Linked DNA regions of Mus musculus: region 2 is linked to region 1. The links are chromatin loops, found by intact Hi-C in ENCODE. Cell type or tissue: left cerebral cortex. All regions are shown on one strand. Each heading gives the region's core, and the rest is flanking DNA. Links, peaks and the distances in the headings are about the cores only. Region 1 overlaps Patj (PATJ, crumbs cell polarity complex component). Region 2 overlaps Patj (PATJ, crumbs cell polarity complex component).

The links. Peaks named below come from ENCODE experiments on the same cell type or tissue, not always from the same donor. Only the 100,000 strongest peaks of a DNase experiment are listed, where the experiment ranks them.
Region 2: a loop joins it to region 1, with 2.0 times the contacts of the local background. A loop is called at or near these places in 2 of 42 quality-filtered maps.

The regions. Positions count from the first base shown.
Region 1 is chr4:98,558,602-98,567,877 of GRCm38, forward strand. All of the region lies in intron 27 of Patj (PATJ, crumbs cell polarity complex component), which reads left to right. Among named protein-coding and RNA genes, the nearest start is that of Gm40210, 16 kb to the right of the region's middle. In left cerebral cortex, for the core only: no CTCF peak of the experiment used is centred there; a DNase peak (open chromatin) is centred at 5,136.
Region 2 is chr4:98,668,308-98,677,583 of GRCm38, forward strand. It overlaps Patj (PATJ, crumbs cell polarity complex component), which reads left to right. Exons shown (of 44, transcript NM_172696.2): 36 at 5,887-6,080; 37 at 7,866-8,013; 38 at 8,934-9,020. Among named protein-coding and RNA genes, the nearest start is that of Gm35137, 26 kb to the right of the region's middle. In left cerebral cortex, for the core only: a CTCF peak has its summit at 4,288 (motif pointing left); no DNase peak of the experiment used is centred there.

The DNA of each region.
Region 1 (9,276 bases), core at 3,369-7,368:
ATTCCTGCCATGACTTCTTTCAGTGATGGACTACAATATGGAAGTGCCAGCCAAATAAACCCTTTTCTCCCCAACTTGCTTGGGTCATGGTGTTTCATCATAACAATAGTACTCCTAACTAAGACATGTATTATCATGTCTACCAAGATTTAACAATAACTGAGTTTTTCTGCATTTCTTTCATCTATACATTATTTTTCTTTTATTTTTTTTTCATTCCTAAATAGTTTGTCACTCCATACACACATATGCACTACTTAAAAATACAGCTGCAGGAGCACACAGCTGGACTCCTGTGCTAGAGAAGCTGAGCAAGGAATCGATGTTCCCGGATGAAACAAGCACCCTGCTTCCAGGCCAACTGCAAAACATAGCTGGAATTTCCTGGTAGCTCTGTGTGTGTCTATGTGTGTCTGTGTGTGTGTTTGTGCATCTATGTGCGTGTGCGTACCTGTCCCTCCACCTCTCCAAGCTTGAATAACCTTCATGCTGAGGAGAAGTTGAGGCTTTCTGTGCCAATAAAGCACTCCCAGCCTGTTGATCAAGTCTTTCTGCTTCTCTGTCTCATTTTTCTTATGTGTTTGGGTTGTTTTGCTGTTGTTGTTGTTGTGTGTTGTTGTTTTACTGTAAATGCGTCTTGTCAAGGTTCCCATCGATGATTTAGAGTGTGCCAAATGGTAACCATTATGTCTAACAAGAAAGGTTCACTTTAACTTTATTACTAGTATAAAGCTCGTGTAAGTTTTTTTGTAAGCATGTTGATTTGTTTAGTTTTGATGCACCTAGTGGGAAAACTGTAGATATCTCTCCTAGTGGAGACCACCCACACTCTTACACATACCTTGTGTGCTGTCTTCAGAAAATAATGATTCTTGCTCAAGTTGTCTCTCTTATTTTATTATTTTTAATTTAATTTTATTTTTGTATCTAACACAGAATCAGTTTTTATGTGTAAAGGGAAGGAAATTATTTAAAATAGAAATACTGTGTAGTTTTGGCCATCTCTTCCATCTATACATTATTTTGGGTTTCAGAGGCCAACTCTCTGGCTCTGTGTCACACTGAAATCCATTATTCTCACCTTGCTTTACCTCCCTTTTGGTAAATCTGAGGATTCCTTCCTATCTGAATCTTCATAAAAACCAGAGGAGTTCAGCTGTCCATCCTAGGAGCACTGTCTAGCACATAAGAGCAACATGTATATTCATTACTCTTGTGCTTAATGGCTTCATGGTTTCATGTTCTGATTGTTAATTTCCCATATAGATTTGTATAACATTATCAAGCCTGCATGCATGCTGGCAAAAATATTGACTATACTACATAGCCTGCATTTTTGGTTGTAATATCAGTTTCTTTACACTAATATGTTGTTATCATTTTCTGTTAGGTGTGACTTTTCACCTGAGATTTGCCACTTGAGCTACCATTTTGTTTCTTCTGTGCTGTGATTTTTCCTTCAGATATTTTTACTTTTCAAGCTTGTGTGCACTAACTCTGAAAATTAAAGGTTGTTTATTAAATAAGAAAAAAAAAAGACTGGGATTTCCATCATAACTGATTTTAACAAGTGACATTATTGTACTTACTGCACAGGCAAAAATGTTTATAATCCTGCCTTTGTGTGCCTGTGTTATTGGAAGCAGATCAAGTAGCTAAACCATCTGAAACTGCCTTGAGTCTTTATTCCAGTGCGTTGAGCATTTGCTATTAAAATACTAGGCAGTGGCTTGAATTAAGTGTCTTTCTGGGAGAAAGGCTTTGTTACTTAGCAACACCTAATATCCTGTGCTGATGGCAAAGCACTCCAAGACCCACTAGAGAAATCCTTCTGGCTTTCTTGGACAAGGAAAAGACATCTGGTGTGTTGATAGAGAATTATGAGTAACTGGCGATTAGGGGGCGGGGGCGGGGGTTGTCTTTGTTGTTGTTTTTCCAAATAACGTCATCACGGGAGTGGAAACATCCAAGTTTAAAACAAACTTCACTGCTGAGCAGAGCTATAAAACTGTTCTATCCAATGATACTGATCTGATATTCATTCAGGGTATGTGCGTGAGTCAGGGTTACAGGGAAGATGGATACTTATTTCCTCGTCGCTTCTCTTGTTTGAAGGGACAATTCTGTGGAGGTGTTTAGAGAAACAATATCTTTCCATCTTAGGTACTGGTACAGAATAACTGAAGAAATAAAACAGCTTTATTGAATACTTTTGAGAGGAAATAAGTTCCAAAGAAAGGAATAAACTTAATATAAAAATCGTCTTGGAGTGTGTTCTGATGGTGATAAACATGGCCACTGTGTTTGTGTAGGGTCGCCTCTGAAGCCTTGTGTTTTCAGGGAAACATGCTCCTAGGCCCAGTGTAGACTGGGCATCTCTGCAGTGACCCTAACAACCTGCTTGAGAATTGATCAAAAAATCTTTCTAGGCATCATTTCCTGCTTCAGGGCAATGAGTGACCTTGTTTCTGCCAGTTTCTCAGGTGTCAAGCTCTGTATTTTTGGGAAGTAGGGAGCTTGTCATGCACGCAATAAAAACGTCAACAAAACAGTTGAGCCTTTGCTGTTTGGGGGTACCCATGGTCTCAGCTTCTTGGGTGGTGGAGGTAGATTCTTGAATTCAAGAAACTCTTCAGGGACATAGGCAATGCAGTGATATGGTCTCGATAAATAAGTAAATGATAAATAAATAAACAAAAGGATGGTATAACTGAGCTGGTTTCTAAATGGTTCATTCTTGTCTAGCATGAATGTAGGAAGCCTGGGTTCACCCCAGCACCACAATGAAGAACACAGACTGTAATCAGATGTGGTAAGATTCTGTATCTTATAACAACCTTTTGTTGCTTAAAACTAGTATTTAATTTGTGATTTTTTTTATGTCTGGATATGTATATATGTTTGTGTATACAGAAAAGAATATATGAATTTTAAGTTGTCATTTTATGAGAGAGTCTGGCTGGATATTAGTACAAAACAGTATGCTCAATTCTACCACTTGATAATAATACATTGCTCACGGTGTTCATGCTAGTTGTCATGGAAAGGACTTGTGGTAGCCTGAGCTCAGCCCCACATGGGGTTCCCTTGCTGTAAAACCACATGTCTGAGGCTCCAGACATGTGCTGACTGGCAGCCTAGAATTGAAATTTCAGAGCTAGGGAATGTTGTCCTGATGCTTCAGAGATACACACTGAGTTTGATGGTTGGCCAACATGCTAACTTGACTTTTCTTTCCCCATTTTTGAAACTATAGTTCACCTTTCATTAAACCTACTGACTAGAATACAATTACTGGGAATTGCTTGTCTCTGGGATTGGTGGAGGATGTACTTGAACGTCGGGAGGAAGCAAGAAGTGGCTAGGATTTTAAAGTTCTTCATTGTGTGGCCCAAAGGAATCTCGTATTTAATCCTGAGTTGTGGTAGTAGAGACAGGGAATTTTGCTGAGATGGTACTTGTGAAGGGCTGCCTTCAACCTGATATCTGGATTATCATGATTGACTGTCAGGATCTTTACTGGGAAATGTACTGCATTGCATGGGAGAAGATTCTATGGTGACCCACAGGAATCACATCGGTACCTTCTCATGGAAACAGGTTCATAATCAATGCCCGGGTTCACCAGTGTGGAATCTCATCAGCTGGGGCCCAGTCACTATTTCTTTTCAAAAGCACCACATTTAATATGTAGTATGGGGGAAGAGTTGTATCTTTGTATTGCCCATCAAAAGGTTCATAGCAAAGACGACTGTGACAAAAAGTCAAACTAACAGAGAACATTTTTAAAAACTTTTCGTAGTTTATTTATTGTTCATGTGCAATGGGGTACACATGGCGGTCAGAGGATTGCTTGAGTTAGTTGGTTCTCTGTTACTATGATGTGTATCCTGGGAACTGAACTCAGTTGCCAAACTTGGAAACAAGCATTTTTTGCCTTCTAACCCATTTCTCTGGTCCCAGTCACAATATTTATTGATCTAAAATTTCACATGACACTGGATCCTTTAGAAATGAAGATCCAAAATATCAGAAAACTGTCTTTAAAGACAGGCAAACAGAAAGATGATTGGAGAAGATGGTCTGATGGTGCCACACTAGGTGGAATTCTACATGCCCTGTCCTCTGGTTCTTGCCTCCCTAGTTCTTTCCCTCACGTAATAGAGAGAGGGAGTAAGTCAGAGAGGAACCATCCTTGGCTTCAATCAAGAAAGAGGAGTTCTGGGTCCAGTGACCTGCCTGAGGGGCTGAGTAGCAGGACTCTCTTCTGCAGTTTTATCAGCAGCTCCTAGTGCACTTCTCTTGGGCCAACTGCTGTGTTTGGGGTGTTGCGTGCTGAGCGCTGGCAGTGACTACACTGACCAGTCCCCAGGTGGACAGGCTGGGTGAGCGCTGCTGCAGCTCCTTAAAGAGGACGTAAGGGTCCTGAGCTTAAGGCCTGCCTGTGTCACACAGCAGGACCTATCTCAAAGAGAAAGCTAGAATGAATAAGAAAAGTGTGGAGGGAGCTTCGGAACTGCCACTGATCCCCCATCATCTAAGGGCAAGCAGAACAGACTGGACCCCATGGGTGCAGGAGACCCAACCGAGCTCTGGCTGAATTGTCTCAGCTGCCTGTCAATCATACCATCCGTGTGGGAAGGACTCAGGGGCAGAGCGAGTGGTGAGGTCGCCTTCATGTGAGGAGCTATTGTGAGGAGGTAGGATTTCTAAACATAGCACCTCAGACTGAGGGACAGACCTAAAGTCTCTCTTAAAAACAGCATTAGGGGAATGTAAGATGAGCTAGTAGAGAGCAATTTATTTTAAGTTTTGGATATGCCAACTTCATGGCCTTTTATAAGGCCTTTCCTCTAAAGTCTTCTTTCTCTGTAAAACAGAATTCAGTTACACGGTTTGTTTCATCTTTCCCAGGGATGGGGAAAATACAGAAATTAGTATATCAAAGAAGTAGAATCGTCTTCTTTTATCCTCTTCAAGCTGTGAATCTAAAAATAAGTTGTAGGATAACAAATGCAGGGGCTGAAATGTTAGTCGAGTGTCCTGAGCTGGCATTTGGCCATGCTGCTGTTGCTAAGTATAAGCTTTATTCTGGAGAGATGCCAGGGCCTAGGACGTGCGAAGCACACTCTGCCACTGAACTTCACCCCCACCACCACCACCACATCCCTAACAGTAATACATTTTGAATATAAATCTAAAGATGGAATGGTGCCACTTTTAAGTGAAAGAGGCATTCTTTGGAACAACACTGTGACTTTAGATCTGAAATAGGCTTTCTGTCCTTTGGGAGTGGTGTTGGGATGGTTGCAGAGCAGTTGAAGAGCCATAGGGCAGCCTGTGCGTGTGCCTTTCAGTCGGTGTAGCCTGAGCTTAGCACACCAAAGCACTGGCAGCAGTGGGCTGAATGAACAAGAACTCAATTAGAGCTGGGCGACAACCTCATCAGCTACCGGCTGCTCACCCTTGGCAAGGGACTTAAGACTTGAGCCTTCTTTCTAAAGTCTGGAACACGGAGATGATAGATCATTCTTTCCAGAGGAGAAGAAAGTGGAGTGGAAGATTCACCAGCACCTCTGCAACTTGCCAGGCGCCCCACAAACTGTCAGTAAACCCTCAAGTGATGCAAGATGCTCCACTCTGTCTATAAAAGTGAAAAGTCCAGGGCGTGACTGGATGTTACATCTGTTAGTTCGTCTGTTAGCATTAAGTAAGTTAGCACTGGAGCAAGCTTGATGCAGAGTCATTGAAGTGGCCCAGGGCTCCAGCACTGTGTACCAACTAGTCTTATCTTCAGTTGACTGCAGCTGTGGACACTATTCATCTTCCTGTTCACTCACTAAATAGGTGGTGGAGACTAGGGTGTGGCTCCAGTATTGGGTATTATCACATATGTAAGGCTCTGAGCTTGACTCCTGGGGAGGAGGCACTAAATAAATAAATAAATAAATAGTTTCCGCCCCTAGGTTTTTTTTTTCTTGAAGCTTTTATTTCTCAGAGTTATAACTAGTCATGTGTGTATATGTGACAGATTTCATGGGATGAGTTCCTTTGGTTTTACAACTTTACTGCGAAGTGGATTCCATTCATATTTGTTCATTGACTCAGTGAGTGTGTAACTGTGGCAATTGAAAACTCAGGCCGGGAAAATTAACCTTCTAGTCTCACGAAGTAAGATTAACAAATCTACATTTTAGACCCTACCTGATTAATATGAGAATCAGGTTTTGAGGTGCATTAGGTTAACAGTAGGGCTTTGGATGCGTATGTTTGAAAAACACGAGAGACTTTTGACCACTTTTGGTGATGTTTGGCTATCCTGTCTTCAAGTTTGCTGGTACACTGCCCAGGCGCTGCAGTCCTGAGAGCTTTTTCACCATCCCTAGCTGGAGCGACTTGAACGCCAGTTTTCAAGCTGCCTCTGTGCTTTGCATCCACAGGCAGCACTGGTTGAGCAGTGCTCCCTTGCGCCTCGAGCTGTGCTTGGTACCCTCGCTGGCAGTAACTAAGAGAAGCAACCTGAAAGGTAGAGGATGGTGTCGGCCTCTTCCTTGGGAATCCCAGTGGAGACTGAGTACTTTTTGGTTTTTGTTTCTTCTTAATGTCATCAGGAGAAAAGCATTACTTACTTTCAAATGGCAGTTTCCCTCATGGCAGAGGAAATTAAGAAGAAAAGAACAGCTTTGTCATCAATTCAAAATTCATTTCAGACATCATTAACTAAGCATTGAAAACAAGAGCATGGTTCTCTCTTCCTTCCCTGTGCATTATCTGGACACCTGTATTTGAGGTTATTTTAGGGAACATGTGCTCTTAAGGAGACCTTACTTTGACAGATAGGTTTGGCATGTAAAAAAGATCCACAAACTCGAGACACAGTGACTCAGCAGGCATTTAAACTTAATTCTGTTTACCACCTCAGCTCTAAGAGTCCATTCAATGTTCATTCAGAGTGCCTGGGCATCACACAGTTAGTTCTCTCCGTTGGAGACCATAGAGGTTTACCAAAGGAGAGTCTTTGTCATGACTGACTTACACAGCTAAACAGTTGAATCCACTTTGATCAATTTCATCTTGAATCTTTCAGAACGACCAGGTGAGTTTATTGTTGTTGTTGCTGCTGCTGCTGTTGTAAAATAGCATAGTAGCATGATTTTATGTTGATTCCCTCACTGTACATTTCTGTATGTTTCATAAAGAGCCAGCATATAAAGCATATGGAATTTGAATGCACATGTGGGTTCTATAAGAGAGCAGGCTGAGCAAGCCAGTAAGCAACACCCCTTCATGGCTTCTGCATCAATTGCTGCCTCCAGGTTCTAGCCCTGTTTAAGTTCCTGTCCTTGCTGTTATATGGAACTGTGAATGAAATAAGCCCTTTGTTCTCAGGTTGCTTTTGGTCATGGTGTTTCATCACAGCAATGGTAACCCTGAGACAGCACCTATGTCACATTGGGCAGCTGCATATAGCAAGACTGAGGGTTGTTTGGAGTGGCCGTGACTACCAGCACTACAACCCCTGTGTGTGTTTTCACCTCTGTGGAGGCTATTGATAGTTTTCATGCCTGGCTGGGTGTTAGTGTGTTTTCTTTTGATAACCTCATTTATTTAATGTCTCATTTGCTATTTTAATAGAGCATTTATTTGGGGGATGTAGGAGGGATAGAACCCAAGGTCTCACATAATGGGCTCCACTTCTGGTCTACAACCCCTGCCCTAAATATTCCATTTAATTTGCTATTGTGAACTTTTTGAAGCATTTTTTAGCATTTCCTCATATACCTGAGGTTTTTGAGTTTATATGTTGGAGTTAGATGTCTTTTTGTACTTTACTTGTAAAACTTTCATTTATTAATTCCAAAGAATTAGTAAGTGAAGCATCTCTCTTTGTTATATTCTTCTACCTATAGATATAACGTAAGAAAGTATCCTCTTTTATCAACTATTTTATCTTTAATCTTAAAAAATGCATACCTATCCCTCTCTATTAGCATCACTTTGAACTTTATCCTTTAGGCTCCTGCCATGGTGATTTTTAACTGTCTTCAGAATATGCTCTTAGCTTGAATCATATTAAATTGTTCCATGGTGGCCAGGAAGCAAAGAGGGTTTGCTTTCATAACAAAACCCTTTCCTCCAATTCCCTTAAGCTATGAATCCATAATGGAGTATTTCACTGATTCAGTGAGAACCATTTTGATCCAGTCAGGTCCCACACCCTTGCTCAGCCCCATTAAAAAACCAAGTCCTCATGCAGACGCTGTGGGGACATTTCAGATCTAAGCCACAAATTGGCGATTACATAACAGGTTTCCTAAGGGCACAATCTTCATTTCTTGCTGAATATCTGTCTGCCAGGGGAGGGAAAAGTGAGGATTGTGCCAGGCGTAAGTGTTGCACCCCAGTCACCCTGTCATTTGGGAGATCGGACCCGAGGGTCAGAAGTTCAGGATCATCTTCAGCCACATACTGAGTATGAAGCCAGCATGGGCTACATGACATACTGCCTCAAGCAGCGGCAAAATTGTCATACCAGCCTGGAAAGTGATGTGGCATCTGGATGGCGGTGTGTGAGGGGGCGCTCAGTAGGTAAAGTTGTGGAGGCATGAGGACCAGAGTTGGGAGCTCCAGCCCAGAATTAGGTCTGAAACTCCAGCACTGGGTCAGAGACAAGTGGAGCCCTGAGGTCATTGCCCAGTCAGCCTCATCCATCGGTTCAGTTAGCTATCGCTTCAGTCCTGAAATTGGACACACATATATATTATACGTTTTGGGGTTTTTGTTTATTCGTGTTTTCTTCTTTTTCTTTTTCTTTTTTTTTAAACAGGACCTTGATATGTAGCTTAGGTTGGCATCGAAGTGGCGATCCCCCTGCCTCAGCTTCCTGCATCCTAAAGCACCTCCTATCACATCCAGCTTTGTCATATGAATGTTTCCATCCGCCAGCATATAATTTGTGGCACAGTTATTTGTACCAGTCTCATATAAACAAACCTGTCTGTGTTTACTTTTCACTTGCGTAATGTACTTGCTGAGCTGGTGCTGTGTGAGATGAGGGACCAGCCGGAGCCGCATTCTCTCTGCTGACGTACTAGTGTGGTTTTGTTGTGCGAATCCAGCACAGGTGAAACGTGGCCCAACTAGCAGGCAGGCAGAAGGTTTAGACCATAATGTAGAGGTGACAGGTCACAGGGCTTCCTTGCTTGCTCTTTGTTGCTATGATAAACACCATGACCAAAAGCAACTTGAGGAGGAAAGGGTTTATTCCAGCTTATC
Region 2 (9,276 bases), core at 2,782-6,781, 110 kb after region 1:
GCAACATTCTCGGAAGACTCTGACACCTGGTCATCTGAGGGCATCTGCACTCACATCACATACCTATACATAGACAGATATACATAATTAAAATAAGAAAAATCAATCTTCAAAAGTAGGAGAAGCAAAACTCATGCACTGAGATAGCTTCCATTGATAAGATTAATATGTTAAAAATAAATGGTGGCACAGTGAACCCTGTGATGCTGGGGACAGATGAGCAGGACACCCGCCATTCAGCTCCAAGCACTCTGGTAGGTGGCACTAAAACAGTTTTCAATAGTGCGAGACTTTAGCATCTATTTCTTTCATTGGATGAATTTAATGGGGTAGAGTTTATGGCCAGCATGTGCAGTTTTTGCTTTGTATCTCTGATGTAACATATTATGAATGACACCACAGGATTTTATTTCTCCCCCTTAGTGGCTCATTTCTGCCTTCCAAGAGGAAAACAGAAGTGTAAGTAAGAGGGAAACCTAGGTGGGAAGAATCCCGGCTAAGTGCAGATCAAGGTCAGGTCATTGTGCAGGGCTTCTCTGCAGGTCATGGGTCTGTGGCTCCCTGGCTTGGGAGGTGTCCCCGGTGCACTTATTAAGGCCTAGTGGATGAGATGAGATAACAAGGAGAACATCTTTGACAATTAGCATGGATGCATTTGCAAATAACACTGGTTTTTAGTGGTCAAAAGTTTGGGGGACTTCTGGTTTCTGTTTTATTCTTCCTAGATTTTCTAGCCATTTCAGTGTTGTTATAGTTGACATTTCAAGATTAATGGCTTTAATATTAATGTAGGAGTTTCAGTGTTGACTCAGCATTTCACAGCATGGGAAAACCAGAGGACCTGGGGTCAATTATTAGTACCCACAACCATCTGTAACATGAGTGCCGGGGGATCCAACACTCTTCTGACCTCTGTGGATACCAGACGTACATGTGGTACATAGCCATATGTGTAGGTGAAATACCAATACATATAAAATAGTTTTTTAATGCAAATATACATACCTGATTTTATATCAGTTATACCTCAGTAGAAACTAGGTACTGCTAGGATTGCTGCTAGGATTGTTGGTACAGGCTTATAGTCCCAGCACTCAGGAGGCTGCATGAGTCTAAAGCCTGCCAGAGATTTAGAGTGTGTTCAAGGGCAGGGTAGTCAACACAGTGAGATTTAGTTAAAAATAAAAACATAAACAAAAACTCTTTTAACCTTTATTCATCTGTTCCCTATAATGTATATGAACACACGTGTGTACATGTGCGCTCAGAGGATTAAACTCAGGTCATCAGACTTGATGGCAAGTGACTTTACCCAACCAGGCATCTTATCAGCACAAGTTAAGCCACATTTGCTTTTGTTTTAAGAGCGAACCTCATTCTGTAGCTCAGACTAGCCTCAGACTATAGTTGAGGCTGGCAGAGGCTGCCAGACTTGAATTCCTAATAGTCCTGTACCTGTTTCTCAGTTGTTAGCTTTCAGAGAGCGGCCACCACACCAGTCAGAAACATTAAAGTGCTGGGCACATGGCTCAGTGGGAGGGGCCTTGGAGTCCATCCACAATATCATTTTTAAAAACTACTATGTCTCTTTGTTATAGCTGCTTTCCTGCTTTCTTCTGTAAGTACATTTTCTGCTCAGGAGGGTCCTCTGTGTTCTGCAAGCTGGTCTGCCATGGCTGGAATGTTATCTGTTCATAATTATTCATCTTGTTGGCACAACAGAGTACCTCAAAATGCAGCTTAAGGGAAAAGGCTTATCTGGCTTACAGCTCCAAAGGTACTGCCTGTGGCCGAAAGCACAGTGGCAGGAATGAGTGACAGCTGATCTCAGGAAACCGAGAGTAGCATGCCATCCTACTGAAAGGATGACAGTGACACCTCCAAGAGCCCTTCTCAAGCAGGAGGCTGCTCCTGCCACCACAAGTGAGCAGTGCTGTGACTAAGCCTGCTTTTCTGAGGACTGTGGAATGGTGCCACAGTGTCCAGGCTGCACCGCACTGCTTGTGTGGTCATGCCGCCTGAGCGAGTGGAAACGGGGCTGAAGTCGCTCTGAGCTGAGCAGGCCCCTTAGTGCCTGAATTTGGTAGAGATTGTCTTCGTAACGTTAGAATTCAATGACAGTGCCTTCAATTATCCGTGTGTTTGCTGAGGCCTTTGAGAAGACTTACGAAGTCCACCTTCAGTCCTTGAGGTTGGTTACTTTGTGTTTTAACTAACAGAAGTGGTCTTGTGTGCCATCTATTGGACCCTAGGAAAGTAATCCATTCAAGTTTCCTAGAGGCACGGCCTTCACTCTGTTTGGTGGGTTTTTTCACTAACATAGGAAAGCGTTTAGTGGCCTGAAGGAGCAGTGAGTGTTTTCCTACACAAGGAAAACAGTTCTGCAGGATTTCTGCAGCCCGCCCGTCTCTGTCCTGCAGTAAACATGCCTGTGTTTACTGCAACAGATGAAGGGGCTGAGTTCAAAGACAGGCAGGGGCCATGCAGGGCTGCATCAGAACAAGAGGTGGAAGTCACATGTCAAGAGCTCTTCCACTCTTGCCTCTACCTGGCCACGTGGGAGCCAGTCTCCCCTTTGTTTAGCCTTTGCCAAGATGTCACCTGGAGGGAGTGGCTAACTTTGAGTCCAAAGCTACCCTGCCCCTGAGTTTCTTCTTTGTAGAAATTCAGTAATCACATCGAGTGTATTGAACTCTGTGGCGCCTCCTCTAATAACTTGTTCACAGGCTTACCTAGGAGACCGCATGGTGAAAGGACTAGAGTAGAGATATTGTCTTGGTGAGGAACCAGAGTGATGAGTTGGTGGGCAAGCCACTTGCTGTGTAAGCATGAGGGTTGGAGTTCAGCTCCTCAACACCCACAGAAGTAGCAAGTAGGCACGGCCTGTAATCCCAGCCCTGAGAGGTGGGAACAGAGCATCCCCAGAGCAAGCCGGCTACTGAGACTAGCCAAACTGGTGAGTTCTGGATTCAAGTGGGAGACCCTGCCTCAATATATAAGGTAGAAAAGAACAATAGAAGATAGTCAATGTCACCTCTGTCTTCTGTATGTTAGTGCGTGTGCGCACGCACACATGCATGCACACACACATGCACACACACGCACGTGCACACATACACACATATCCATTTGGGAAGAAAAAAAGCTTGGTTTCATATGCTGACTGCTCCTCTACCTGTTAGCTGTGTGACATTGGTCAAGGTCCATAGCCTCTCCATGCCTTGTTTTCTTCATCTGTAAATGGAAATGGTAGCAGTGTATATTTCAGGGTGTTGGTATAAGCAGTGTACGAGTAAATATCCATAACAATTATAATAAAAACAACTTAGTGCCAAGACAAAAACAGATGCTTGGCTATAGACAAAAAGTATACACTGGAAGAAAAACAGTGTCTGTTTAAAAAAAAAAAAAAACTGGCTATTCACTAGATTCTTGCTTCACCCTATTTATCAGTTCAATATATATCCAATACCGCTGTGTTGCTTTGAATGAGAGTGGTCCCATGGGCTTATATATCTGAATACTTGGCCCCTAGTTGGTAGAACTATTTGGGAAGGATTAGGAGGTGTGGCCTTGTTGGAGGAGGTGTGTCACTGGTGGGCTTTGAGGCTTCAAAAGTTCAAGCTCATGTTTGTAGATTAGATAAAGGCTCCCAACTACTACTCCAGCACCAAGCCTGCCTGCCTGCCTGCCTGCTGCCTGCCTGCCTGCTGCCACACCCCTGGACATGGTAGCTATAGACTGACCCTCTAAAACTGTCAGCCCAATAAACTTGTTCTTTTATGAGTTACCTTGATCATGGAGTTTTGTCACAGCAATAGAAAAGTAACCAGGATATAAGTTGGTATCAAGGAATGGGCTATTACTGCATGGCGGGCCATGATGGGCTTTGGAAGACTTTGGGACTTCGGACTATAGTCATCTTCCCACTGTGATGATCGTGGCCTTAAACCCTCTAGAACTGCGAGCTCCAGTAAGTGTTTTCTTTTGTGAGTTGCCTTGTCATGGTAACTTCTTATCATATTAATAGAAAAGTAACTAAGAGAGTCATAATTCAAGACTTTAAACTGGTAGGAAAAAGAGGAGAAACAACTGAAGAGTAGGCATAGGCATTGACTTTCTGAGTAAGACTCCAGTCACTTAAGAAATAAAGAACTGGGCTGGAGAGATGGCTCAGTGGTTCAAAGCACTGACTACTCTTCCAGAGGTCCTGAGTTCAATTCCCAGCAACCACATCTCACAGCCATCTGTAATGAGATCTGATGCCCTCTTCTGGTGTACTTATATATAATATCTATCCTTTAAAAAAGAAAAAAGGAAAAAAAGAAATGAACGGACACCAAGCAGTGGCGGCAGATGCAGGAGGAGGATCTCTGCTGAATTCCAGGCCAGGTTAGTCTGTAGAGCAAGTTTCAGGACAGCCAGGACTACACAAAGAAACCCTGTCTCAGAAGGGGAAAGGGGGGAGGACAGATTTGCATCCAATTAGAAAGCTTTTGCATAGCAAACGACATTGTTAACCAGAGCAGAAGAGAGAGTAAGAAAAAAAAATCTTTGCTTGCTATTTATACAACAGAGGGTCAATACTAAGAATATTTGAAGAACTAAAAAAATCACACACTGAAAGAACAAGAAATCCAGCAAATAAGTTTGCAGAAAAATCGATGGAACTGGGTAGCATCATGTATACAAAATAAGTCAGACTTAGTCAAGTATCATGGTTTGTCTTGTATGTCTAGGTGGGAGGAAGTTATATGAGTGGAAGGGGAACTATTTGGAAAGAGGAAGATGAGGAAGAGAGTTGGTACAGAAGGTAATAAGGGGATGAGTGTGAACAGAGTACATTATGTGTATATGTGGAGATATCAGAAGTATTTATGCAGCTAATGTTCACTAATGAAGCCGGGGGTGGATCCATAAGGACTGGCATTACAAGCACTATGGAAATATTTCCTTAGAAAAACAGGTTAGCTAGATCTCCGTATAACAGAACAAGAGAATGGGACTCAGGGACTCTGAGCTGCCCACATTCGTGTGACTTGCCAACAGAACTGTGTCTTTGCTAACTGTCCCCAGTAACATAGTTCTCTGGTGGTAGCCTCTCTGTGCCCGTGCCATCAGATTCAAATGAGAAGTCTTCAAGGGCTTCTTTGAAGCTGTTGGAAACACCTATCCTTTATTTCCTTCTGGGCCACTTCTAAAGATGATGTAATCTGAGCAATTAAGAGTGAAGAGCCAGCCAGATTTGTAACCATGAAGACCTTTAATCCCAGTGCTCAGGAGGCAGAGGCGGCAGATCTCTGAGTTTGAGGCTACCCTGGTCTGTGTAGCATATCCATGACAGCCAGGGCTACACAGTAAGACCATTGCAAAGAGTCAAAGACAAACAGACAAATCAAAAAGAGCAAAGATGTCAAGTATAACAGCAAACAGCCCATGGATACTAACTGGGCTGATAACTGTACTAGCTACTTCTCTTCAACCTCAATAAGTAAATAAATAGGGGTACACACACACACACCCCACATCCCATACACACACTCTACCCACAACACATATGCATACTGCACACACACCACATACACATACACATGCAATACCACACACACATGCAATACCACACACACACACACATACACCAGCTCCCCTATCTCCACAATGAAGTTCGCAGCTATGTAAATATATTCCACAGCACCAGCCCACCCTCTGCTCTTTGTGGAGTAGCATCTTTAAGTGAGAAGCAGCTGCTACTCCTGATGCTCACATGGTGCACTCTGGGAATGTAGTTGGAACGCTGTTGAGATTTCTCACTGGTTGGATCAAGGAGCAGCAGCAGGCTGAAGCCTCTGTTGTAAGACACCCGTCTCAGGATGGCTGTTGTTACAGGTTAATGGGGTTGATCTGCGGAGCTCCAGCCATGAAGAAGCCATCACAGCCCTGAGGCAGACCCCCCAGAAGGTGCGGCTGGTGGTATACAGAGATGAAGCACAGTACAGAGACGAGGAGAACTTGGAGGTGTTCCTTGTGGACCTGCAGAAGAAGACTGGCCGAGGACTAGGCCTGAGCATTGTTGGGAAACGGTAAGGATGGGCCTTCAAGCCGGGGTCATCCTTTCCTTTTCCTCATATGGGGACTAATGCTTTTAAACGCTGAAAGAGAAAACCTACAGTGAACGAGTGATGGGTTTTGAAGATGTGTCATGTTGAGATACAACTAGACCCAGTGCGCACACCTGATTCTAGCTGGGCTGCTGAGTCTGCACTCAGCTCCACAGTAAGGATCAGAGTGGCTGCCTAGGGCAGTATCTGTGGGTTTCTCTTACACACTTGAGTCCAGAGCAACTGCTGAGACAGTGCTCAGCTGCTCTCTTCTTACCTGGGGACATCCCAAGCAGAGAATGGAGGTTCTAGTTTGGGTTGCTTGTTGAGATAGGAGCTCACTGTGTAGACTAGTTTCAAACTCACAGCACTCCTGTCTTAGCTGAGATGACTGGTGTGCAGCACCACACACAGTGTTCTTCTTTGCTCTCAGGTGATAGATAGATGAGGTGACCCTCCTTCACCTGCACTGCAGACTTGGTCTGAAAGGATCGTTTATATTCCTCAGCATGAAACTTTCCATTGTGAAGGGTCAGATGCATCTCTTAAAGTTTACAAATCCTTTTGACAAACAATTCCATAATTCCTTAAAGGTGTGCTTGCAGATGTTTATTGCATATGTTTGCAGTAACTAAGGAATGGAAGAAATGTATAGCAGCTCATTAACAGGTTTCAATTGTCAGAACACATTTAAGAATGGAGTTATATGAGGAAGTTTCTGAGTGCTTTTAAGAAAACTCAAAAAAAAAAAAAAAAAAAAGGCAAGAGTGTTGTGACCTCACTTCCTTCAAAGCACAGACTTGTTCCTGTTCTTAGAGTGTGTTTTGTGTTTTGCCCAGGTAGAGTGGATGGAAGGGAATTTACTTCCATTGTTGTTATTCATACACCTCTATGGAAAAGCCATCTTCTGCCACATGTGGCTTGTCCCTGTGATTAAACACCTTCCTCAGATGATTCTTCTTAACCCTCAGGATACACAGTGGTGACTTCTTAGGTTCCTGGGACCCACATGCTGAAAGAAAAGTACCGAGTCCCACATGCTGTTCTTGCTGCCCATGAGTGTGCGGGCATGCACATATCCACATAAACATGAATACATTAATGTAAATATATGAGCAATTAATAAATGATTTCATATTCTATGAAAAGGAAGTTACTAGCTATAGGCTCTTCTCTAGGAGAATAGCTTGCTCACTTTGTGTCTGTGTGGGGTGCTGGGGTCACCCCAGACCCACACTCACAGCAGAAAGCAGTCAGCCCTGGACCTCTATATGCCAGGCCACAAATTCTGCCCTTTTAAAAAGTAAATGGCGGTACCCATCTTTAATCCCAGCATTTGGGAGGCAGAGGCAGGCCAATCTCTAAGGCCAGCCTGGTGTACAAAGCAAGTTTCAGGACAGTAAGGACTACACAGAGAAACCCTGTCTCAAAATAATAATAATAATAATAATAATAATAAAGTAAATTACTATTTTGTATCACAAAATCATATACACAAACATACACACACACCAGAGTTTGTATCACCACCAATAAAAATAGAAGTACAGTAGGCAAAGATAGATGTACAATACATAGCACAAATGGGCATAATCTAAGCATAAAGTTTATTATTTAGAAAGTTAGTGGATGGCAGTGGACTTGATGGATTGGTTTTAGAACTTCTGAGTTCTAGTTCTTAGATCTTTAGTCTTTATAAAGAATGTCCAGTTTTAATTCATAACTACCTCGCTGTGCCAATCCCACAATGCTTGGTGATGTTAACAGGAGTGGAAGTGGAGTGTTTATTTCTGACATTGTGAAAGGCGGGGCCGCAGACCTCGATGGGAGGTTAATTCGAGGAGACCAGATCTTGTCTGTGAATGGAGAGGACATGAGACACGCCTCACAGGAGACAGTGGCCACCATCCTGAAGGTGAGTCCCTAAGCGGCTTCCCACCTAGCCATGATGATCAATGCTCACAAAGTTGTCCCAGTGCGCCTGACCTTAGTTGGATGTTTTTGCTATGTTCTTACAAAAATATAACGTGTGATTGTTCCAAATGTCCAAGAACAGATTTAAAGGAACGCTATCGTGATGGCTAAGCAGACAGAGGAAGCTGCCTGGAGATTTGAGGCAGTTGCTCGTGTTAGTGAGCGCTCTAACTGCCAGACTTGTTGGTAATCCAGCCTATTGGACAGTGTGCGCTCTCCTAGAGCAGGGAGTCCATCCCCTCTCCTCGGTATCAATCAACCGCAACTTAGTGATGGAGGGAATGCTAAAGCTCAGCTAGACTGGTTATTGAAAGCAGAGTCACTAAGCTCTGCTGGGGCAGGTTGCTCCCACCCTGGGCTCTGGTGAGCTTGGGGAAGCCTGCAGCTCAGACTTCTCAGCTGAGGGGCTCTGCCTCCTGGAACTCCTTCCTCTCTGGTTGCAACCAGTGGATCTTCAAGCAACTGTGGAAGTTTGTGCACACAGAGGGTTTGTTTAATAATCGTGTTCCTGGTACAGCTCTCAGTCACTCTTCAAGGGGCCTGGATTTGTGAACTGTCTCTTGTTGGGTTTCCCTCTCTGCTGTTTCCCACTTCCGGACTGTTGCGTTCTTTATGATCACTTTCGTCAGACGGAAGGGAGATGGAAGGGGAGAAAGGCACACTGATATCAAATCCATTTAGTGCACTTGAAGGTGCTGCGTTGCTGTTTTGTCTGGGGTTTGGATGACTGGATCTCCTTTTGCCTGGTGACCTGGTTATCCTCTGGTAAACCTCTGCTGCAGAGATGGCTGAAGGCCTGCACTAGTGTTTTAGATCATAAATGCTGCCACATCGCACTTCTGATTTTCTTGCCTTCCCAAGTGTGTCCAGGGCCTTGTCCAGCTGGAGATTGGGAGACTCCGCGCCGGTTCCTGGGCCGCCTCTCGGAAGACCTCGCAGAACAGCCAGGTTGTTGACTCTCTCACCCTTATGTGCCTCCTGGGGGAAAGTTTCCATTTCATACACGGTTATTTAGAAATGATATCTTCCGTGCTGCATGTTCACAACACCAGCTTCAGTGTGCTTTCATGTGTGTGAAATAAAAATGGAAGGTGGGGTGGAAATTCATTAAGAAATTTTTCTCTCCTTTATTGCCTGTGTTTTCTTAGAACTGTTTTTTTCTCTCGGTGTTCAATATTGCCTGTGCGCACGTGTACACGGCTGT